Linked DNA regions of Mus musculus: region 2 is linked to region 1. Evidence: chromatin loops called from intact Hi-C (ENCODE). Cell type or tissue: gastrocnemius. All regions are shown on one strand. Links, peaks and the distances in the headings refer to the core of each region. The heading gives the core; the rest is flanking DNA. Region 1 has its middle 26 kb from the start of Cc2d2a. Region 2 holds the start of Gm15866 (a long non-coding RNA gene).

What was found. Peaks named below come from ENCODE experiments on the same cell type or tissue, not always from the same donor. Only the 100,000 strongest peaks of a DNase experiment are listed, where the experiment ranks them.
Region 2: a loop joins it to region 1, with 2.1 times the contacts of the local background. A loop is called at or near these places in 10 of 42 quality-filtered maps.

The regions. Positions count from the first base shown.
Region 1 is chr5:43,630,542-43,642,800 of GRCm38, forward strand. No RefSeq gene overlaps it. Among named protein-coding and RNA genes, the nearest start is that of Cc2d2a, 26 kb to the right of the region's middle. In gastrocnemius, for the core only: a CTCF peak has its summit at 4,332 (motif pointing left); no DNase peak of the experiment used is centred there.
Region 2 is chr5:43,568,514-43,580,772 of GRCm38, forward strand. All of the region lies in intron 1 of C1qtnf7 (C1q and tumor necrosis factor related protein 7), which reads left to right. It overlaps Gm15866 (a long non-coding RNA gene), which reads right to left and starts at 4,873. Exons shown (of 2, transcript XR_868397.2): 1 at 4,386-4,873. In gastrocnemius, for the core only: no CTCF peak of the experiment used is centred there; no DNase peak of the experiment used is centred there.

The sequences.
Region 1 (12,259 bases), core at 1,142-9,141:
CACACAATAATAGTGGAAGACTTCAACACCCCATTCTCATTAATGGACAGGTCATGGAAACAGAAACTAAACAGAGACACAGTGAAACTAACTGAAGTTATGAACCAAATGGATTTAACAAGTATATATAGAGCATTTCACCCTAATTCAAAAGAATATACCTTATTCTCAGCACCTCATGGTACTGTTTCCAAAACTGACCATATAATTGGCCTCAAAACCAGCCTTGACAGATACAAGAAGATAGGAATAATCCCATGCATCCTATCAGATCATTAGACTGATAGACTTCAATAACAACAAAAACAATAGAAAGCCCACATACCCATGGAAACTGAACAGTTCTCTACTCAATGGTAACTTGGTCAGGGAAGAAATAAAGAAAGAAATTAAAGACTTTCTAGAATTTAATGAAAATGAAGACACAGCACACCCAAATTTATAGGACACAATAAAAGCAGTGATAAGAGGAAAATTCATAGCACTAAGTGCACTCATAAATAAACTAGAGACATCCTACATAGCAACTTAACAGCATACCTGAAAGCTCTAGAACAAAGAGAAGCAAACATATCCAAGAGGAGTATACTGCAGGAAATAATCAAACTCGGGGTGGAAATCAACCAACTGGAAAGAAAGAGAAAGATACAAATAATCAACAAAACCAAATGCTGGTATTTTGGCTTTTTTTTTTTCTAAGAAAATTAACAAAATAGATAAACTCTTAGCCAAACTAACTAAAGGACACAGAGAAAGTATTCAAATTAACAAAATCAGAAATGAAAAGGCAAACATAACAGAAACAGAGTAAATAAAAAAAAAAGCCATCCGATCTTACTACAAAAGCCTATACTCAACAAAACTGGGAAATCTAGATGAAATGAATGATTTTATAGCTAGAGACCATACCAAAGTACAATCAAGAGCAGGTAAACTATCTAAACCATCCCATAACCCCTAAAGAAATAGAGGCCTTTACTAAAATCCTCCCAACCAAAATAAGCCTATGGCCAGTTTTAGTGCAGAATTCTACCAGAACTCCAAAGAAGAGCTAATACCAGCATTCCTCAAACTATTCCATAAAATAGAAACAGAAGGATCACTACCTAATTTATTCTATGAAGCCATACTTACCCTGATACCTAAAACACACAAAGAATCAACAAAGAAAGAGAACGTCAGACCAATTTTACTTATGAATATTGCTGCAAAAACACTCAATGCAATTCTATCTAGCAAACTGAATCCAAGAACACATCAAAAACATCATTCAGCACAATCAAGTAGGCTTCATCCCAGGGATACAGGGATGGTTCAATATATAAAAATCCATTAACATAATCTACTGAATAAACAAAATTAAAGAAAAAAATCAAACGATCATCTCATTAGTTGCTTAAAAGGCATCTGACAAAGTACAACAACACCCCTTCATGTTAAAAGTATTGAAGATATCAGGAATTCAAGGCCCATACCTAAACATAATAAAAGCAATATACAGCAAACCAACAGCCAATATCAAATTAAATGGAGAGATTCTTGAAGCAATCCCACTACAGTCAGGGACAAGTCAAGGCTGCCCACTCTCTCCATATCTATTCAATATAGTGCTTGAAGTTCTAGCTGGAGTAATTAGAAAGGAAAAGGAGATCAAGGGGACACAAATTGGAAAAGGATAGCAAAAACTATTCCCAACTATTCCAATAAAAGAACTGCTGGGGAAATCACCATCCCTGACCTCAAGCTGTACTACAGAGCAATATTGATAAAAAAAAAAAAAACGCATAGTATTGGTGCAGAGATAGGCAAGAAGATCAATGGAATATAATTGGAGACCAAGAAATAAACCCACACATCTATGGACACTTGATCTTTAACAAAGAAGCCAAAACCAAACAATGAAATAAAAAGAAAGCATCTTCAGTAAATGGTGCTGAACTAACTGGCAGTCTGTATATAGAAATGTGAAAATAGATCCATAACCTTGCATAAAAGATCAAGTCCAAGTGGATCAAAGACCTCAACATAAAATCTGATACACTAAATTGAATATAAGAGAAAGTGGGAAAGAGCCTTGAACTCATTGGAACAGTGGGAAATTTCCTTAACAGAACTCCAATGGCTCATGCTCTAAGATCAAGAATTGATAAATGGGACCTCATGAAACTGGAACACTTCTATAAGGCAAAGGACATAGCCAATAGGACAAATCGACAGCCTACAGAATGGGGAAAAAAACTTCACTAACCCCACATCCAATAGAGGGTCAATATCCAAAATATATAAAGAATCCAAGAAGTTAACCCCACCAAAAAACCAACCCAATTTAAAAATCAGGTACAGAGCTAAACAGAGAATTCACAGAAGAATCTAAAATGATTCAGAAGCACTTAAAGAAATGTTGAGAGTCCTTAGTCACCAGGGAAATGCAAATCGAAACAACCCTGAGTTTCTACCGTACATCAATCAGAATGGCTAAGATCAAAAACTCAAGTGATATCACATGCTGGTGAGGATGTGGAAAAAGAGAAACACTCTATTGCTAACTGGTACAACCAGTCTGGAAATCAATCTGGTGGTTCCTCAGAAAATTGGAAATGAATCTACCTGAAGATCCAGCTATACAACTCTTGGGCATATATCCAAAAGATGCCTCACCATACCACAAGGACACATGTTCCACTATGGTCATAGCAGCCTTATTTGTAATAGCCATAAGCTGGAAACAAACCAGATGTCCCTCGACTGAAGAGTGGATACCCAAAATGTGGTTCATTTACATAATGGAATACTATTCAGCTATTAAGAACAAGGACATCATGATTTTGCAGGTAAATGGATGGAACTAGAAAATATCCTGAGTGAGGTAACCCAGATCCAAAAGGCCATACGTGGTATGTACTCACTAATAAGTGGATATTAGCCAAAAAGTACAAAATACCTATTTTACAACCCACAGACCGTAAGAAGTTTAACAATCAGAAAGGCCCAAGTGAAGGCCCCATTCTTCAATCCCACTTAGAAAGGGGAAGAAAATAATCATGGGCAGTAGAGAGAGGGAGGGACCTGGGTTGGAGAAGGAAGGGGAAGGGGGAACAATATCAGGTATGGAGGGAGCAGGAGAGAAGCCCAGAGGGCTAGCAGAATGAATGTAAATATGTAGCCTCAGAGGTGGGAGGTGGGGGACCCTCTAAAAAGTACCAGAGACCTGGGAGGTGAGACAGTCTCAGGACTCAACAGGGTTGACCTTAGCCCAACAGTGGAGAGAGGGAATTTGAATACTCCACCTCCAATAGAGAGACAGGGCCTCAAGTGGAGGAATGGAGTTACCAACTAACAGTCGAAATTTTTGACCCAGAATTGTTTCTGTCTAAAAGAACTGCATAGCCAAAAATGAAGAAGAGAATGAAGGAAAGACATTCCAGCGACCAGGCCAACTTAGAATCCATCTCATGGGGGACGGGGAATGGGGGACGACAAGGCCTGACACTATTACTAATGCTATGATGTGCTTACATACAGGAAGGAGCCTAGCATGGCTGTCTTCTGAGAGTCCCAACCAGCAGCTGACTGAGACAGATGCAGATACTTACAACTAACCATTGGACTGATGTCGGGGATCCCTATGGTTGAATTAGGAGAAGGACTGAAGAAGGTGAAGGGGAGGGCGACCTCATAGAAAGACCAGCAGTCTCAACTAACCTGGACCCCTGGGAGCTCCCAGACTCTGAGCCACCAACTGGGCAGCAGCATACACAATCTGGTCCCAGGCCCCCATCACATAGAGGATTGCCTATTCTGGCCACAGTGGGAGAAGATAGGCCAAACACTAGAGAGACTTGAGGCCCCACTATGAGTGGAGTGGGGTTGGTCTGGTGGGTTAGAGGAATGTCCTCTCGAAGACAGGGGGGTGGGGAAGAGGAATGGAATGAGAACAGAGGGAGGGGGAACTGGGAGGGAGGCAACGACTAGGTTGTGAATAAAATAAAATAAAATAAAATAAAATAAAAAAAAATAAATTCAAAATAAAATAAAGTAAAAACCGTAAGTCCCCCAGCTGCAAGGACTATAGCTTCTGTTCACCTCTCACATGGAGGTTGGTAGTCAAGTCCAATGAGCCCTCTATGAGAGCACTCAGTCAGGGCAACTCGTAGGGCATGTCAAGCCTACAGCTCCAACACGTCAGAGAGAACATTGTTCCTTTGGGAATGTTTCTCCCTAACCTAAATGGGATTTTCAAAAATTGTTATTCTGCATTCGTTTCAAGGCTTACTTTGAGGGGAACGGAATATAATGTGGCCCGTTTACTTTTTAAAGTGCTGACCTCTAGTGGTCTGTAAAGACAATGACATGACTGTAGAATGTTTTGTAAGATTTTGTAAAAAGAAGGCATGGGATGAGACAGACTTCTCTGAGCTCAGCTTAATCTGCCTACTCCACACATTCGGGTGCTAACCAGCTGTCTCTCTCGTGGGACTGGAGTCAAGATCGGAATTCTGGCTTTCGTTTGGTTCTTCCCTCCCACTGCCTGGCACACAGCTGAAAACTACATTTCCTGATACACTACAATTAAGAAATAATTGAAAGAGACAGCCTCACAGTTTCAGAGTGCCTTACCACAAAACATGATCAGATAAATATGAAGAAAGGCTGCAACATCTACTAGATGATAAACAAGCGAGTGTACAGGTTTTAACTGGGTTTTCTTTAAATCTCCAATACTTTACACCCTATCGGCCACATGCCAAGGACTAAATAGATGTAAGATGGGTGGATTCACAGGAGGGCAGATAAACTTCAATTCAAAAGTAGAATTAAAACCAAAAGCTGCTTACTTTCTTGTTCTACTAGCAAATGGAAGATCTTAGTCTTGAAGCTAAAGGCCCAGTCTTATCTCAAATGCGCCATCTGTTAAAAACGCTCCAAGGATCCCTTCCTATTAATGATAACCTTCATATCTCTCCAGATCAATTCACATGACCTAAGTGCACATTATTTTTCAGACTCTCGGTCATAAGTCATAAGGTTTCTGTTCTCAAACAAGGACCTAATGAAGATTTCTTTCCATCATGAAGTGGTTTGTTTCCTCATCATTCAGAATTTTCATTGAGTATGTGAGCCCTGAGTAATGAGAGCCAATTGGGAAGACAGAAGATGTGCCAACTGTAGTAGAAGTGGGAAGGACAGAAAGGATAGAGAAGGAAGCCTGGATTATGCTGTAACCCATTCCCAGTGTTAAAGAAGATGTGAATTAGGTGAGTGCTCAGATACTACGGTCATATCAGTATCTTAAAGAATGTGTGAGTGGATCCATCTTGGTTCCGGGACTCCACGGCGGGCAGTCTGCACAGGTGAGAGTGTGGACTACAGAGATTAGCAGCTTCTGGGACAGGCGAGAGCTACAGAGTTCTGAGGCGGCGCCGTTTTCGGCTCCAGACAACCAGCCACCTTCAGGGCCAGAGGAAAGGTGTCCGCCCGGCCCGGGAGGCTTCTGCCTCAGGTTCCTCGGGAGCCATCTTGGTTCCGGGACTCTGCTGTGGACAGTCTGCACAGGTGAGAGTGTGGACTACAGAGGCTAGCAGCTTCTGGGACACACGAGAGCCGCAGAACTTCTGGGGCAGCGCCTTTTCAGGCTCCAGACATCCGGCCACCTTCCTGGCCAGAGGACAGGTGTCCACCCGCCCTGGGAGGCCTTTGCCTCAGGAGCCGCGGAAGCCATGTTGGTTTCAGGACTCCGCGGTAAGTAGACTACACAGGTGAGAGTGTGGACTACTGAAACAAAGGCTTCTGTGACAGGCCAAAGAAACACAGCTTCTGGGAAAGATCCTGTTTTGGGCCTTCATCTTCGGCCAGGAGGAGATCCAAATGCCAGATAACTGTGCACCTTCCCTGAAAGAGGAGAGTTTGCCTGCAGAGACTGCTCTGACCACTGAAACTCAGAGGAAAGAGCTAGTCTCCGAGGACTGCTGATAGAGGGTAACAAAATCACCAGAGGAACAATCTCTAAACAGAGACAACTATAACAACTAACGCCAGAGATTACCAGATGGCGAAAAGTAAACGTAAGAATCTTACTAACAGAAACCAGGACAACTGACCATCATCAGAACCCAGCACTCCCACTTCCCCAGTGCAGGGCACCCCAAACCCGAAAAGCTAGACCTGAATTTAAAAGCATATCTCATAATGATGGTGGAGGACATCAAGAAGGACTTAAATAACTCACTTAAAGAAATACAGGAGAACACTGCTAAACAGGTAGAAGACATTAAAGAGGAAGCACAAAAATCCCTTAAAGAATTGCAGGAAAACACAACCAAACAGGTGATGGAATTGAATAAAACCATCCAAGACCTAAAAAGGGAAGTAGACACAATAAAGAAAACCCAAAGTGAGGCAATGCTTGAGATAGAAATCATAGGAAAGAAATCTGGAACCATAGATGCGAGCATCAACAATAGAATACAAGAGATGGAAGAGAGAATCTCAGGTGCAGAAGATTCCATAGAGAACATCGGCACAACAATCAAAGAAAATGGAGAATGCAAAAAGATCCTAACTCAAAACATCCAGGAAATCCAGGACACAATGAGAAGACCAAACCTACAAATAGTAGGAGTTGATGAGAATGAAGATTTTCAACTCAAAGGACCAGCAAATATCTTCAACAAAATTATAGAAGAAAACTACCAAAATCTAAAGAAAGAGATGCCCATGAACATACAAGAAGCCTACAGAACTCCAAATAGACTGGACCAGAAAAGAAATTCCTCCTGACACATAATAATCAGAACAACAAATGCAGTAAATAAAGATAGAATACTAAGAGCAGTAAGGGGAAAAGGTCAAGTAACATATAAAGGCAAGCCTATCAGAATTACACCAGATTTTTCACCAGAGACTATGAAAGCCAGAAGAACCTGGACAGATGTTATACAGACACTAAGAGAACACAAATTCCAGCCCAGGCTACTATACTCGGCCAAACTCTCAATTAACATAGGTGGAGAAAACAAAGTATTCAACGACAAAACCAAATTCACACATTATCTTTCCACAAATCCAGCCCTTCAAAGGATAATAACAGAAAAAAACCAATACAAGGACGGGAACCACACCCTAGAAAAAACAAGAAGATAATCCCTCAACAAACCTAAAAGAAGACAGCCACAAGAACAGAATGCCAACATTAACAACAAAAATAACGGGAAGCAACAATTACTTTTCTTTAATATCTCTGAATATCAATGGACTCAACTCCCCAATAAAAAGATATAGACTAACAAACTGGCTACACAAACAAGACCCAACATTTTGCTGTCTACAGGAAACTCATCTCAGGGAAAAAGAGAGACACTACCTCAGAGTAAAAGGCTGGAAAACAATTTTCCAAGCAAATGGTCTGAAGAAACAAGCTGGAGTAGCCATTCTAATAACTAACAAAATCGACTTCCAACCCAAAGTAATCAAAAAAGACAAGGAGGGGCACTTCATACTCACCAAAGGTAAAATCTTCCAAGAGGAACTCTCAATTCTGAATATCTATGCTCCGAATACAAGGGCAGCCAGATTCATTAAGAAACTTTAGTAAAGCTCAAAGCACACATTGCACCTCACACAATAACAGTGGGAGACTTCAACACACCACTTTCACCAATGGAGAGATCATGGAAACAGAAACTAAACAGGGACACAGTGAAACTAACAGAAGTTATGAAACAAATGGATCTGACAGATATCTACAGAACATTTTATCCTAAAACAAAAGGATATACCTTCTTCTCAGCACCTCATGGTACCTTCTCCAAAATTGACCACATAATTGGTCACAAAACAAGCCTCAACATATACAAAAATATTGAAATTGTCCCATGCATCCTATCAGATCACCATGGACTAAGGCTGATCTTCAATAACAACATAAATAATAGAAAGCCAACATTCACGTCGAAACTGAACAACACTCTTCTCAATGATACCTTGGTCAAGGAAGAAATAAAGAAAGAAATTAAGGACTTTTTGGAGTTTAATGAAAATGAACCCACAACATACCCATACTTATGGGACACAATGAAAGCATTTCTAAGAGGAAAACTCATAGCTCTGAGTGCCTCCAAAAAGAAACTAGAGAGAGCACACATTAGCAGCCTGACAACACACCTAAAAGCTCTAGAACAAAAGGAAGCAAATTCACCCAAGAGGAGTAGAAGGCAGGAAATAATCAAACTCAGGGGTGAAATCAACCAAGTAGAAACAAGAAGAACTATTCAAAGAATCAACCAATCAAGGAGCTGGTTCTTTGAGAAATTCAACAAGATAGATAAACCCTTAGCCAGACTCACTAGAGGACACAGGGAAAGCATCCTAATTAACAAAATCATAAATGAAAAGGGAAACATAGCAACAGATCCTGAAGAAATCCATAACACCATCAGATCCTTCTACAAAAGGCTATACTCAACACAACTGGAAAACCTGGATGAAATGGACAAGTTTCTAGACAGATACGAGGTACCAAAGTTAAATCAAGATCAGGTTAATAATCTAAACAGTCCTATATCCCATAAAGAAATAGAAGCAGTCATTAATAGTCTCCCAGCCAAAAAAAGCCCAGGACCAGATGGGTTTAGTGCAGAGTTCTATCAGACCTTCAAAGAAGATCTAATCCCAGTTCTTCACAAACTATTCCACAAAATAGAAACAGAAGGTACTCTACCCAACTCATTCTATGAAGCCACAATTACTCTGATACCTAAACCATAAAAAAGACCCAACAAAGATAGAGAACTTCAGACCAATTTCCCTTATGAATATCGATGCAAAAATCCTCAATAAAGTTCTTGCTAACCGAATCCAAGAACACATCAAAACAATCATCCAACCTGACCAAGTAGGTTTCATCCCAGGGATGCAGGGATGGTTCAATATATGGAAATCCATCAACGTAATCCAGTATATAAACAAACTCAAAGACAAAAACCACATGATCGTCTCCTTAGATGCAGAGAAAGCATTTGAAAAAAATCCAACAGCCATTCATGATAAAAGTCTTGGAAAGATCAGGAATTCAAGGCCCATACCTAAACATGATAAAAGCAATCTACAGCAAACCAGTAGCCAACATCAAAGTAAATGGTGAGAAGCTGAAAGCAATCCCACTAAAATCAGGGACTAGACAAGGTTGTCCACTCTCTCCCTACTTGTTCAAAATTGTACTTGAAGTCCTAGCCAGAGCAATTAGACAACAAAAGGAGATCAAGGGGATACAAATTGGAAAAGATGAAGTCAAAATATCACTTTTTGCAGATGATATGATAGTATATATAAGTGACCCTAAAAATTCCACCTGAGAACTCCTAAGCCTGATAAACAGCTTCAGTGAAGTAGCTGTATATAAAATTAACTCAAACAAGTCAATGGCCTTTCTGTACACAAAGGATAAACAGGCTGAGAAAGAAATTAGGGAAACAACACCCTTCTCAATAGTCACAAATAATATAAAATACCTTGGCGTGACTCTAACTAAGGACGTGAAAGATATGTATGATAAGAACTTCAAGTCTCTGAAGAAAGAAATTAAAGAAGATCTCAGAAGATAGAAAGATCTCCCATGCTCATGGATTGGCAGGATCAATATAGTAAAAGTGGCTATCTTGCCAAAATCAATCTACAGATTCAATGCAATCCTCATCAAAATTCCAACTCAATTCTTCAAGGAATTAGAAAGGGCAATCAGCAGATTCATCTGGAATAACAAAAGATCTAGGATAGCAAAAACTCTTCTCAAGGATAAAAGAACCTCTGGTGGAATCACCATGCCTGACCTAAAGCTTTACTACAGAGCAATTGTGATTAAAAAAAAAAACTGCATGGTACTGGTATAGTGACAGACAAGTAGACCAATGGAACAGAATTGAAGACCCAGAGATGAACCCACACACCTATGGTCACTTGATTTTTGACAAAGGATCTAAAACCATCCAGTGGAAAAAAAGACATCATTTTCAACAAATGGTGCTGGCACAACTGGCAGTTATCATGTAGAAGAATGCGAATTGATCCATTTCTATCTCCTTGTACTAAGGTCAAATCTAAGTGGATTAAGGAACTCCACATAAAACCAGAGACACTGAAACTTATAGAGGAGAAAGTAGGGAAAAGCCTCGAAGAGATGGGCACGGGGTGGGGGGGGGATTCCTGAATAGAACATCAATGGCTTGTGCTGTAAGATGGAGAATCGATAAATGGGACCTCATGAAACTGCAAAGCTTCTGCAAGGCAAAAGACACCGTCAATAAGACAAAAAGACCACCAACAGATTGGGAAAGGATCTTTACCTATCCCAAATTGGATAGGGGACTAATATCCAATATATACATATATATATATGTATATGTATATAAAGAACTCAAGAAGATGGACTCCAGAAAATCGAATAACCCCATTTAAAAATGGGGCTCAGAGCTGAACAAAAATTCTCACCTGAGGAATACCGAATGGCAGAGAAGCACCTGAAAAAATGTTCAACATCCTTAATTATCAGGGAAATGCAAATCAAAACAACCCTGAGATTCCACCTCACACCAGTCAGAATGGCTAAGATGAAAAATTCAGGTGACAGCAGATGCTGGAGAGGATGTGGAGAAAGAGGAACCCTCCTCCATTGTTGGTGGGATTGCAAGCTTGTACAACCACTCTGGAAATCAGTCTGGCGGTTCCTCAGAAAATTGGACATAGTACTACTGGAGGATCTAGCAATACCTCTCCTGGGCATATATCCAGAAGATGTCCCAACCGAAGGACACATGCTCCACTGTGTTCATAGCAGCCTTATTTATAATAGCCAGAAGCTGGAAAGAACCCAGATGCCCCTCAACAGAGGAATGGATACAGGATACATTTACACAATGGAGTACTACTCAGCTATTAAAAACAATGAATTTATGAAATTCCTAGCCAAATGGATGGACCTGGAGGGCATTATCCTGAGTGAGGTAACCCAATCACAAAGGAACTCGCACAATATGTACTCACTGATAAGTGGATATTAGCCCAGAAACTTAGGATACACAAGATATAAGATACAATTTGCTAAACGCATGAAACTCAAGAGAACGAAGACCAAAGTATGGAAACTTTGCCCCTTCTTAGAAATGGGAACAAAACACCCATGGGAGGAGTTACAGAGACAAAATTTGGAAGTGTGGCGAAAGGATGGACCATCTAGTGATTGCCATATCCAGGGATCCATCCCATAATCAGCTTCCAAACGCTGACACCATTGCATTCACTAGGAAGATTTTGCTGAAAGGACCCAGATATAGTTGTCTTTTGTGAGAGTATGCCAGGGCCTAGCAAACACAGAAGTGGATGCTCACAGTCAGTTATTGGATGGGTCACAAGGCCCCCAATGGAGGAGCTAGAGAAAGTACCCAAGGAGCTAAAGGGAACTGCAACCCTATAGGTGGAACAACATTATGAACTATCCAGTACCCCGGAGCTCTTGTCTCTAGCTGTATATGTATCAAAAGATGGCCTAGTCAGTCATCACTGGAAAGAGAAGCCCTTTGGACTTGCAAACTTTATATGCCCCAGTACAGGGGAACGCCAGGGCCAAAAAGGAGGAGTGGGTGGGTAGGGGATTGTGGGGGTGGGTATGGGGGACTTTTGGGATAGCATTGGAAATGTTAATGAGGAAAATACCTAATTAAAAAGAATAGCAAAAAAAAAAAAAGAATGTGTGAATGAACTCAGGATGCCATGCTAAAATAACCCATGTTATCTGTGTAGAGAGACTCTGTATACACGGGCAAAATTTCACATATTTTGTTTCAAGAATCAACTTGCCCGTTGAGGATTTTTGCAACTTTCACATACACCACCACCATGTTTTGTTTTGTTTTGTTTTGTTTTGTTTTGTTTTGTTTTGTTTTGTTTTGTTTCAAGACAGGGTTTCTCTGTATAGCCCTTGCTGTCCTGGAACTCACTTTGTAGACCAGGCTGGTCTCGAACTCAGAAATCCACCTGCCTCTGCCTCCCAAGTGCTGGGATTAAAGGCATGCACCACCACGCCCGGCTCACCACCACCATTTTGATGCCTGAAATTTCCTTTCCTTTTATCATGGTTCAAACTCTTCCTGCAATTTCCCACTTCACAGATGAGATGATGCTGGGATCTTGAGATTTGAAGTCCCAGTGTAGAAGAGAGGACAAGAGTTAGTGACTCTGTGTCACTAACTCACAACCACATATTAGGAAT
Region 2 (12,259 bases), core at 2,575-10,574, 61 kb before region 1:
CCCAAGACAGGCAATCCACTCATGCAGTGCATGCTTATTGAGAGCCTACTATGTTCTGAGACTTGCCTAGACATGGAGACAGCACTGGATAAGACCAAAACTCTGCTATGTGACCTTCCCCTCTGCTGAGGTGAAAGTCAGCTTTACCAGTGGAAAAGCAGAATGGGGTAAACAGACAAGTGGGGCCGAGACTAGAGGGCTCATTTCATGCTGAATGCTGGCTGAAGGGGGAGAGAAAGCTCCTCTGAGAGACTATAAGCCATAAACTTTGCAGGTAGAGAAAGCCTCATGGTAAGGCCCCATGGCAGGAATGTTGTAAAAGCAAGTAAATTCAGAGATTTCCTCCAGCTGATGCAGCTGAGTCCGAGAATAAGCCAAGGCTACAGAACACAGCTTCAAAAACTAAAAATTAAGCTGACTCATTACAGACAACCAAACCAGGCCCTGTAGCACACACCTGTAGTGCCACACACTCCTCAGACTGAATCAGGAGGCTCAGACACTCAAGATGAGCTTAGGCAACCTAGAAATTCCTTGCTCAAAATGAATTAATAATTTTTTTTAATTAAAGGCAACCAAACAATCCATTGGTTGAAAATATCTGGATAAACTATTCCAATTTTACTAAAGAATCAGAGCGGAGATGACAAGCTAGCATGAGTTTCTTAGTGAAGAAGCATGTTACAGAAAGAAGGTATGTGAGGATGTCATCTTAGACATAAATGTGTGTGCAGAGTGGAAACGGTGTGGAAGAATGTGCACATGAGGTCGCTAATGAATGTCAGGATGACATCTGCAAAGTGACATTTGACTTTCGTGAGAAATAAATTCTATTACTTTCCAAAGCATAAAATGCATGCTAGACCCAAGTGAAACTAGACTATCCACTCTTCACATTTGGGGACCATGGTAGAGACAATGAGAATCCCAAAGGATCTTGAACCATAAATCCTGGCTCTGGAGCCATCTAACCAAAGACATCAGCAAGTTACCTAGGTGCCTTTGGTAACACACCTCTGTCCCAGAAGATTCTAGTCATTAATAGCAACTTAAATCCCCCAACCCCATCCCTGTGCTTTATGGAAGGACTAGAACATGGGTATCCTCAAACACCCCCAGGAGATTTTAGTGTGTGGAATGACCACTCCCACAGCTTAGTGCTGATGTAGTGCTCTAGGTACTCTCATTCCCTGGAATAGGGGACACACAATGCCACACTGAAACACACACACTGTTTGGATAAGGGGACAGGACAAGGAGAGCAGAAGGGTGTGGCAGAGCTTTTTATTGCAGAACACAGAGCCAAGCCAGGGAAATGGTTGGGTGACTCGAATAATTGCAGTAGACTCAGAGAACAAGAACTGCCCTGGGTTGACTCTGGCCTTGGAATAACTGGAAACAAGAGGAGCATTTGTTCACTTTTCCCAAGTTCAGCAGAAAAGACAGCTGAAGGTGAACTAAGGGTTGGTGGATTTGCACAGGAAGGAAATGTCCCTGGGTAAGCCTTTCATTATCTCTTAGGCATGTCTAGCCCTGAGTGGGTGTCCTCTCCAGTCAGATGAGCAATATAGAAAACGGGGAAATGCAAATGACCCCAGGTGACCCTACAGTACTTATTCCAGCTCTGTGGCCCTGTGTCTTGGATCAGTTCCATCCTGGATCTGGCACTTGGCTTCTTCTTGCCTAGAATGGGGATAATAACAGCAATGTCAACAAAGTAGTTGACATCAGAGGAGAGGTCTGTGAAGACTCACTGTCAGCTGCAGCAGCAGCTACATCTCAGAAACAACTCTCAAATTCTTCTCTTTGTTAGTTTAGTTGGACTGACCACGTCTTACCTTGTATAACTTTAAATCAAGCTCTCTCATGGAATGCCTGCCATATTGTTCCGGATGCCTGAGAGAACTGAGGTGTCACTCTCAGAATTCACAAGGCACTTTCAAGTAGTGTATACTGAGTAAAGCTCAAGACCTGGCCTCATCCTAGAACCTTCCCCTCCTGGAAGATTATTTGTTCATTGCCATTATCCCCATAGGATCAAAATGGCTACTGCTCCTTTCATATTTTTATGGGTGATAAAGTTCCAGGGAGTTTATAAAGTCACACCATTTGTGAATGGCAGGACAAATATTAAAACCACCTTACATGGTTCTGAAAGGGACATCACTGTGACTCTAACATGTAGGCTGTATTTGAGAAAATGAGACCAAGACTAAGACAGCTTCCATTCTTTCTTGGCCCGACAGTCTTTCAAAGTGTCTTGGATTGTATTCACATTTCATTTGAAAACTTGTTTTAAAACTTGACTGAGAAAAAGAGAAACATATATAGACTATAAATTGCAACAGGAAGGGGACAGAAGCAGTTCCCATGACTCTTTGGGAGATATAGATGATCACTGTAATCTATCATAAAGCAGCCACATTTGCTCAGGGTGGTAAATAACACTGCCAACCGCATTCAGCTCAGTGCCTGACAAGATGTATTTGCAGTCAAGGAAGCAGAGAGAAGCAGAAAGAGATTGGTTTCTTTTCTGGTGAAGACAGGAAATCTGAAGTGCTCTGCAACCTGAAACCCTCACTTTGGATCTTCTCCACTTCCCTCCAACATTTGCAGAAACCACTGGAGTGGTCCATCTTAGAGACATGACAAATTGTCTCCTCTGAGTCACATGGAGCCAGCTCTCATGGCTACCTCCATTCTCTGGCTTCCTTGTGTTTGCTAGAGACCATTGGCTTTTCCTGCCTTGCTTAACAGCAGAATTCCAAAACTCAGTGGCTTCCAACAGAATACATTTGTGTATTGATGTTACAGTCTCGTGGAGAACTACCTGGGTCCCCGGGTTTATCACTGGCAACCAGGTATATTGACTGCCTTTCCCTTTTTCTAGTGTCACCGGGGTGGCAAGCTTCAGGAGATCACTGATGGAGGAGCAGAGTTCATGAGTGATTCAGGCTAACCCAGTACACATTCCCCTACCTAAGCAACTCCTCAAGCCAGGCTAGACCTGGCCTTCGGGGATGTGGGAGGGTGACCCTTCTTTGTACTTCCAAAGACAAGAGAGTTGGATGCTATGGAGGACATGCAGCCTGGACTGCAAAATGTGTGCAGAAGCAATCAGAGTGTTTCTATTAAAGTCTATTCCCCTCTTCTCTCTTACCCTCTTGCCCTGTTGCTCCCCAATCCTCTTCCCCCCCCCACGTGGCCATAGCCAGCCCCTACTTCTCTACTCTCTCCTTCTCTCTGCCTCTGCTACTCTCTTAACTCCCCTTCCCATGCCCTAAATAAACTATTCTATAAAATCCATTCCCATACTGCAGAAGAGTGATGGGGAAGGAAGTAGCTGATGACTAAGGAAGAAGCAGGAAATTATGCAGGCTTACACTGTTTATGAAGTATCTCTGATTGGGTTACTTGGGATAGGAAGTGATGAAGAGAGTGAGAGGCAGGACCCTAGCTACCATGGCGACACAAGCTGTACCTCTGAGGGATGCCTAGTGATTCACACTGACTTCTGAATGCCAGAGCCTGACATTTTATGCACATAGGTTAGGTAGAAAGGGTAGAGGAAGACCACAACCTGTCATAACCATGGTTAGCCATGCCTTCAACACTTATGTGCAGGTATGTACACACAAACACAGGCACATACTCACAGAGGCATACACACACGCACACACACACACACACACACACACACACACACACAACTGCTTCTAGTAAAACAGGTAGAGTCATCTGTTCGTGTGTGAGCAGTGCCACATAAAGAAATATGGGCAAGATGTTTCAAGAAGTAAATGCAGAAGGCAAATGATTGATAATAACATTAATAATAATAATAGTTTCTCTTCAGTGACTGGCCACCATGAGGAAAGAGGTTAGTTTTCATTAGTCTTTAATGAGTTACCAACATAGTTTCTCAGAAAAATATACATTCATAAAAGAAACAGAATTCGTAAAAAGAAAAACAGACAAAAACCAACTGAAAAGTGGACTGGAGAGGCTCAGGAAATCAGTGAATGATGAAAGAAAAAATAATTAGAGAAGTGTTCCTCGACTCAGCAATAACAGAGAGGAGATACATGCCACCCCAAGTACAGAGCATGCAGAGGAACTCACACAGTGAAGCTGAAAGGAACAAGGAGCTGAAGACAGCAGGCAATGCAGACTGAAGACAACGGGGGCTGGGAAGCTCGGATTAGTATTCTGAACAGAAAGAAAGGAGGTCAAGGAGAAAAAAACCTTAATATCAAAAGTTTCTCAAGCTGAGAGAAAGAGGGATTCCTGCATTTGAAGTGCACACCATGTCCCAGTAAAAAAGAAGCCAAACTGATGATTATCAATATCAAGTGTGGAGAATGTACCTCTGTTGCTAGAGTACTTACCTAGCATGCGCAGAGCACTGGACATCATCAAACTGGGGTTGGTGGCCTATACCTGTGATCCCACTGTTCAGGAAGTGTAAGCAGGAGACTCGGAAGTTCAATGCCATCCTTAGGCTACATAGTGAGCTTGAGGCCAGCAGGAACTGTATGAGGCTCAGTCCTTAAACATAATAATAATCTATTCCATGAGATTCGGATATTCAAAGAATGTTTAAGCAACATGAGCCACAGAGGCACTGACCAGACCTCACCATCCTCTCCACAGCCCTCAACACGAAAACACAGCCAACAGCATCCACCAAGTCCTAAACAGCATGGAAACATAACCCAAGGTTTCCTTTTAGCCAACTGATCCTGCTAAAAGAAGCATGCCAGCATTCTTAAACACACAGGAATCCAAGGACTACATTATCCTCCCTTTTGAAGGAATGTGATAATGAAATCCAACATAACAAAACATGAATCAAAATTAAACACTCAGCAACCGAGAAGCCACTATAAAAATGCAAGAGTGAGTGCTGGATCCTTCCAGACACGGAGTCTAAACAATGACGGGAACTTGTCCATAGAACAAAAAAGAATGCTACAATTCTAGGAAATGCAAATATCATAAATTATCACAAAATGGGAAGCTGCTATAAGGGACAGAAAATGTACATGATCTTCTTACATGAAGGAAAGCAAATGTTAGCTGAAGATGAAATATGTAATGCTTTAAAATGAAATTTGGGGGCTTGATAGAGCAACACTTGTTGCTCTTTCAGAAGATTCAGGAGACATTTCTCAGCACTCACGCAGCTGTTCACAACTGTCTCGAATTCCAGTTCCAGGGGATCCAATCTCTCTTCTGATCTTCTCTTTTCTGATCTCCTTGGGTACCAGGCACGTACACGGGCCACAATCATACAGGTAGGCAAACACTCAAACACACGAAATAATAAAATACAATGTTTAAAAAAAAAGAAATTCTGCTTTAACTTGAGAAAGAACCTTTTAGAAGCCAATAATTCTTTTATATTAACCTGAAATTTAGCAGTTTCTTATGTTTGATTCTAACTTTTTTTATTCTTCTGGTAAATTCAAGCAGACTTAGTGGAAATTCATTTTATAAAAGTACTGTGTGCACAGTATGAACCTACTTGTAAACTCATCTCCACTAAAACTTGCCTAAAGAGAATCTATAACAACACTCAAAAATGCAGGCAAAAGGATTTCCAAGTTTGTTTTGTTCCCTTGTGTTTCCATTTCTATGTTCTTTCCTGAAACTATGAAATTTTTATAAGCAGTCGCATTTCTACAAACACAATCAACGCAGTCCCATTGGTATAAACATGCTACTACCTATAAGATCCAGCCCTGAAATTCACCACTGCCTGAGCCCCACCCTTCATAAAATCCCAGGCAGAGGTAGCATCCTGCATTTCCAGGAGAAAGGTATCTGTTCCTTCCCCATCCTTCCTACTGTGGTAAACATGATATTCAGCTCTCTGCTTCTCATTCCAATCCTCAAATGTGGTTCTCAACATAGCTCATCCTCTTACAAGTCCAGGAATGCTTTATTAGTGACCCATTGCTGCTGTAACATAATCACAACAAAAGTTCTGGAAGACAGAAATCCAAACTTAAGGTTTGGACGATGTTGGTTCTCTTTTAGACGCTTAGAGAAACTGACTGTTAGATTTCAGAGTGCAGAGGACAGACAAAAAGCAGGAAAGAGACCAGGGTCTGACCTCAACTGATTATTAACTTATTATACATTTATTATGCCCAGTGTGAAGAGCCACACAGTGAGGGGAAGTCTCTTTCCTGCAGGGATGGAGGGACCTTCAAGTAGTAAGAGGAGCGTTTGTCATTTATATAGGGACTTGGGAATGAGGAAGTTGATCATTTTCAGCTTCTGGTGACTGCCAAGAGTCATGGAGTTCTTAGATTGTGAGTGTCTTCTCCATTTTGTCTTCTTTCCTATGTTTTCCCTTGTTCCAGAGGCGTATTTGGATCTAGGGTGTGCACTAATATATGACTTTCTCATCACAATGTCCACACAAGCCCTGCTTCCAAATAAGGTCAAGCTAACCAGTCTGGGGATGAATGCTTCTGTTAGAAGTCCAAGTACAGGAGCTTCCAAGATGGTAGAAACACAAACTGTGAGCTGCTCCTTTGAAGAAGTTCACAAAAGCATAGAATCATCTACCAGCTGAACATCTGTGCTTGAGGATCTCACAGGAGCACAGAGCAGTGTGGAACCAGGCATGCCGGGGTCGTGGTTTGGATGTAAAATGTCCTCCACAGGCTCATATGTTTGAACCCTTGGTCTCCAGTGTGTAGTTCTGTTTTGGGAGGCTGTGGAAGTTTTTGCATGTGCAGTATAACTTGCAGACCCAGAGCTATATGAACCGGGCTTGAGAGTTATGGCCAGCTTCAAATCCAACCTAAACTGCTGGCTTCCTGCTCACCAAAATGTAGGTTAATTGCATTATGCCACTCACTTTGCTTGGCTTTTTCCATATTGTGAGGATATATTCTTTAAAACTAAGAACCAAATTAAATATTCTCATCCCTTACATTGCTTCTATCAGCAATATGATCACAATAATTAAATATTAAATAACTAATCCACTGGATGCTAAATTCTTAATTAGATATAGGGGGCAAGTCACTTAACTTTTTTGAGTCTTGATTTTCATCAGGAAAATAATTTCTAGCGTGTAAAACGTGATGTAGATTAAAGGTGGGTTTCATAAAGTTTCTACAGTACAGCAGACATTTATCATGCTAGCATAGAGTATACTTCAGAGAGGGTATGCAAGAAAGAGTTAAGATCAGTGAGCTCACAGAAGGAAAGAAGAAGGGAAAATCTAAAGTTTTTTTCCATGGGTCCATGACCAGGACCTCTATTTATTTCATGTGTGTGAGTACACTGTCGCTGTCTTCAGACACACCAGAAGAAGGCATCGGATCCCCATTACAGATGGTTGTGAGCCACCATGTGGCAATTGAACTCAAGCCCTCTGAAAGAGCAGTCAGTGCTCTTAACAGACTGAGCCATCTCTCCAGCTCTGGCCAGGACCTCTTAAATCACACGTTCTTTGATTTTTTTTTTTTTTTATGTGTGCTTGGAACTTTAAGGTTGCAGGGGATTGGCTATAGTGGTGTCATTTCATTCTTAATGGGAACTAAGATCGTGGGAAACCAAAATAAGAGAAAAAGAAATCCCAATTAGCTGTACCAAAGCATGGCTCATCTCTGGCAGAGGATGTCTGTAGAAACCATTCTTACATTAGCTACCATTTTAATGGCACATCCCCAAAACATCTGAGATTAAGAGCCCTAATTCCATAACACACAGTGCCTTAAATTGAGGTCATCGGCTTTGTCAACTTTAATACATATTGAGGTGTTCAGAGCTCGAATGATTTGAATGCTCTTCTGTGGAATTACCAAAGGAAACTTGTGAGTAGCATTTAGGAATGCTAACTTGAGTAGCAAAGGCTGACACTATTTGGCATTTTCACTTCTTGATGACATAGGGAAAGCGGTTATCACATGAGTTCAGATACTCAATTGAGGCAACTAGGCTTCTCACTTCCCATTGTCTGTCCTTCGAAGGTCATGTCTCATGCTTATCAGATGATAGCAGGGTAGCTCTGCTCTTCAAACAGCATATTCGTGTCAGAGACAAGCAGGGGAGGAAGCAGGAGTCTTTTCATCAGGAAAACAAAGGCTCCCTTCCCCCGAGAACTCCCTATGAGGGGTCTGATTCTACCCTTCAGGCTGGACTTTGGTCTAAGAGATATCATCTAGTCTCCTAGAAAAGATTCTGCAAAGTAAGAATACAGACAACCATATGTTATGGCTCGACAATTCAGGCAGCAAAGGAGTGAATGTCAAATTAATATCAAGATATGCCACAAAAAGAGACCTGGACCAGCTGGGTGTGGTGGCACATATCTTTAATCCCAGCTCTGGGGAGGCAGAGGTAGGTAGACCTCTATGAGTTCAAAGCCATCCTGGTCTACAAATCTGCTAGCAGGTGTTTCCTGAAGAGTTGCTCTTCACCTGTTAAAGGTGGAAGATAAAAACTGAGCAGAGTGCTTTCTTAAAAATAAAACCCAGGACACGGCCCTCTCTTGCTTCATTCAAGATGAATCCATCAAACATCTAATAAAAGCCGAACTTCCTCCAGGGCCTTGAAGACAGGCACAACTTGGTTCCCATCCAGCCCACTGTTTTCTGACACCCTGTCCCTGGCTCTCTCCTTTGATTTTCTCTTCTTCTTGCTGTGATCTTTCCTTCCCTGTGACCTTCAGTTACAAGTTTCTGCAGAAACTTCACACCCAAATGTTCATGGGTAGCACCTTTGCCAGATGTAGATATCACATCACAGATTCCCATCTCAAAGAAACCTACTTCTAACCCTACTCCACCATATACACACTAGCTGTTCATCCTCTCTCCACCCTGTGCCACCAAAGCATCTGTCTAGTCTTTGCAGAACTTCAGATGATTGAAATCAGCAGGGTGCTGGCTCTTTTATCTGTATCTGTTATCACTCTGGAAGGCTATCACTCAAGGGGATGCTTTCATTTGTTGTATTTTCCACTCTTTTCCCAGCACCTGGATCCCTGCTTCATATACTAGATACTCAGTTAAATGAGGAAGAAGGGGAGGGAGGGAAAAGAGCAGATCTAAGAGCCCAGATGCAAATGATCAGACCAGAACCAGCAACACGCCAAACAAATGCATGGTCAACAGTTAAGACTACAAACATGCAGCTTGCCGTCCACAGGCGGGAACACCACAAAGGAGGAAAAGAAAACAAACAAGCAGACAAACAAAAAATGATGGTTGCCCACTGCCCTCAAAGGAGGCCTCAGCTCATCTAGGAAGACAAATCAAGGAGCAAGGGAAGTTGGAGGAGTTAGAAGAAGTGAGAGGGTGGGGTTGAGCATGAGAGCTGCCAGCTTCCAGCTTCCTAATTGAAAAACGGTGCATTTCCCTAGAGGGATGCTCATTGCAATGTTATTGGTAAAAAAAAAAAAAATTAAAAATTAAAGACAACTGAACATCCCAAATCAGGGATTAATGAAAACAATTTCAACATGTCCATTTGATATGATTTTAAAATTATGTTGCGAATTGTGTCTTATTGCATGATAATCCTTCAGAGAACAGAACACAGAAAAGTAATACATGCAGGAGATAACATACATCATTCTAGATGCAGATCCCTAAATGATAATGAGGTCACTTAGGGGTGGTATTGTGACAGCTGGCTTCTGTTATTTTCTTTTTGTTATCTACATAATTTTTTTCTGATTAATGCTTTAATTTGGGAAAGATTTCTCCAAATTTAAACAACTAAATTGGGATCCTCATGTTAAAGTCTATGCCTCCAGTGTGATCAAAATCCTATCCACCCAAGTCTTTCCTTGTAATAAGAGGGATGCTTCTACATATTTGTCCAAGAATTCACAAATGTTTGAGAGGCTCAGCCGGTTATGGGTTTAAAATCCTCTAAGGGTATCATCAATAGTACAACTACCATAGGCCTAAACAGCCTCTAATGTGAAGAACTAAGACACAGTGTAGATCTAGGAAATTATCCGTGGTCTGAATGCCTTTTGGAGCAATACCCAGTACCAAACTCCCTTATCCTCCAAAGCTGCTGCAAATGACATAGTTTTTCTCTTGTAGAGTAGATAGAAGGTTCTGCTTGATTCCTACGACCTTTCTTAGCCCCTGCACTATGGTTGCTTCTACTCTACAGCATCAGCCTCAGGACTGTGTCTGTGGGAGACCCCTTGGTCAACAGCTAATCCGTGTGCCAGGCACTTGCCCTGGCTACTGTTCTCCAGCCATGCCTTTGACTACAAGTCTGAATCAGAAGAGAAAACAAATGAGACACTGAGTGTGGCATGGTAGCCTTAATTAGGTCCTACAAAAGACAAAGAGCAACAGCAGGGAAATGGGAACTCTGAAGACTCTGGAGCTGAATTACTATTAAAACATAGATAAAGCGCACACAAGCAGAGGTAAACATGTGCAGATTTAAAACAAAATCCTATAGAATGAGATCTATCAAAGGGGAAGCTAGTGAGTTCGAAGCCTCTCTGTTCTGTCAGCAGCATTCCTTGATCTCAACACCAAAGAAGATTTTAGACTCCAGGGGGATTGGGGGGAGGGGTGCATTTTGGATACCACTGAGCTGGCCCCTTCAGCTTCCCTCATAGCTCCGAGAGGGAAGTGAAAATGTCATGGATCGAACATTTGTGCTTCCCATAGACTAGACTTTTATGTTTAAGCACCAACCGCCATGAAGACAAAGATGTTAGGGCTAGAGGGGGTCTGAGGGTGGAATCCTAGTGACAGAATTAGTGGCTTCATAAGACACACTCTTCTTCCTCCCTCACCTCCAGCTCCCTCTTCCTCCCCTACTCCAGCCCCACCTACCTGAATGCCAAACAGTGATCTCTTGCCAGCACATTGATCTTGGGCTCCTAGATTGTGACTATGACAGCTAAACTCAACAACCAAAGTCCACTGAGATGTCATCTATCTCCAAAACTCTTCCCAGACAGACTCTTCAGACTGACTCTCAGTGTCACTCACGTTAAAATGCACCACTCTAAAATTATGAAATTTGGCAAAATCTAAATTCTCTCCTTTTACCAAACATATCTATTCCTAAGTGGCTGTATACACCTAAAATAGTGCTCATGGGAATGGTGTGACTGTTTTAGTCACTGGGATATTTAGCTTAGTGGTTCTCAGCACCAGGCTTCAGGTTTAAATTATCTGGGAAACTTGTTTTAAAATATAAAAATAAAACTCCCCTTGCTGGGAAAACTTAAAAAAAATCCAAGTCTTTTTAATTCTTGTGCCTGGGTTCCTGGTATCTACCTGTATCTATTTAGTGCTCCTATTTACACTAGTAGTGTTGCAGACAAACATTATATTTGATGTTAATTCCGTTCTCCTGTGAGTGGTTAAGAACAAGGAATGAGTCAGCACTCAGGTGATTTCCTGTAAACCTGCTTCCCACCTTAATTTGTAAAATAAAGGAGAGCTGATGATTGGGCAGATAAAAGGGAAGGTGGAGCAGAAAGTGAGGAGAGAGAAGAGGGAGAAAATGGAAGAGGGAGAGGACACAGAGGAGGAGGAAGAAGAAGAAAAGCAGAGCAGAAGCACATGGCCTGGAGAAACCGCAAGTTCTAAGGGGTCTCATAGATGTGGAAGATGGTAGTGTAGCAGTAGATCTCCTCTATCTAGGCGCACAGCATGTATTCATATTAATTGTGTTGTGTTTTCATTGCCGGGGCATATTTGGGTTGGAGATTTACCGCAACATAGTATTCCTTCAGCCAAATACCTGGAAAACAAGAGATGAGGTGAAGGGAAGAGGCATACTGTGTTGCTTTTATGGCATAGATTTTTTTATCAACAAAAATAATTATGTATGTACACATCCACAATAGGGAGCTATGACTCTGTCAAGACCTCTAGGTCCTCTCAATAACAGAGCACGGTCCAAATTCCACGGGGGACTTGGGGTGTTCTGTTCAGCCTGAGCTCCTACGTGAGACAGCGAGCGACAGAACCCGACAGCACACCTCTTGAGCCAGCCATGGATGACCGTGTGCATGTTTTGTTCACTTTCATAAACATCTCATGCGTGACATCTATGAAATAAGATGCACCATGGTCATCTCTTTTCTCATTCCTATGACAAAGAACCTGACAGCAGCAACTTAAAGGAACAGAGGCTTATCTGACCTCAGTTCTAAAGGATATAGCCCATCACCATGAGGATGGAGGAGTGACACCATCCACAGAAGCAGCAAAACACTGAGATTACTGCAGGTCACATCATGGCA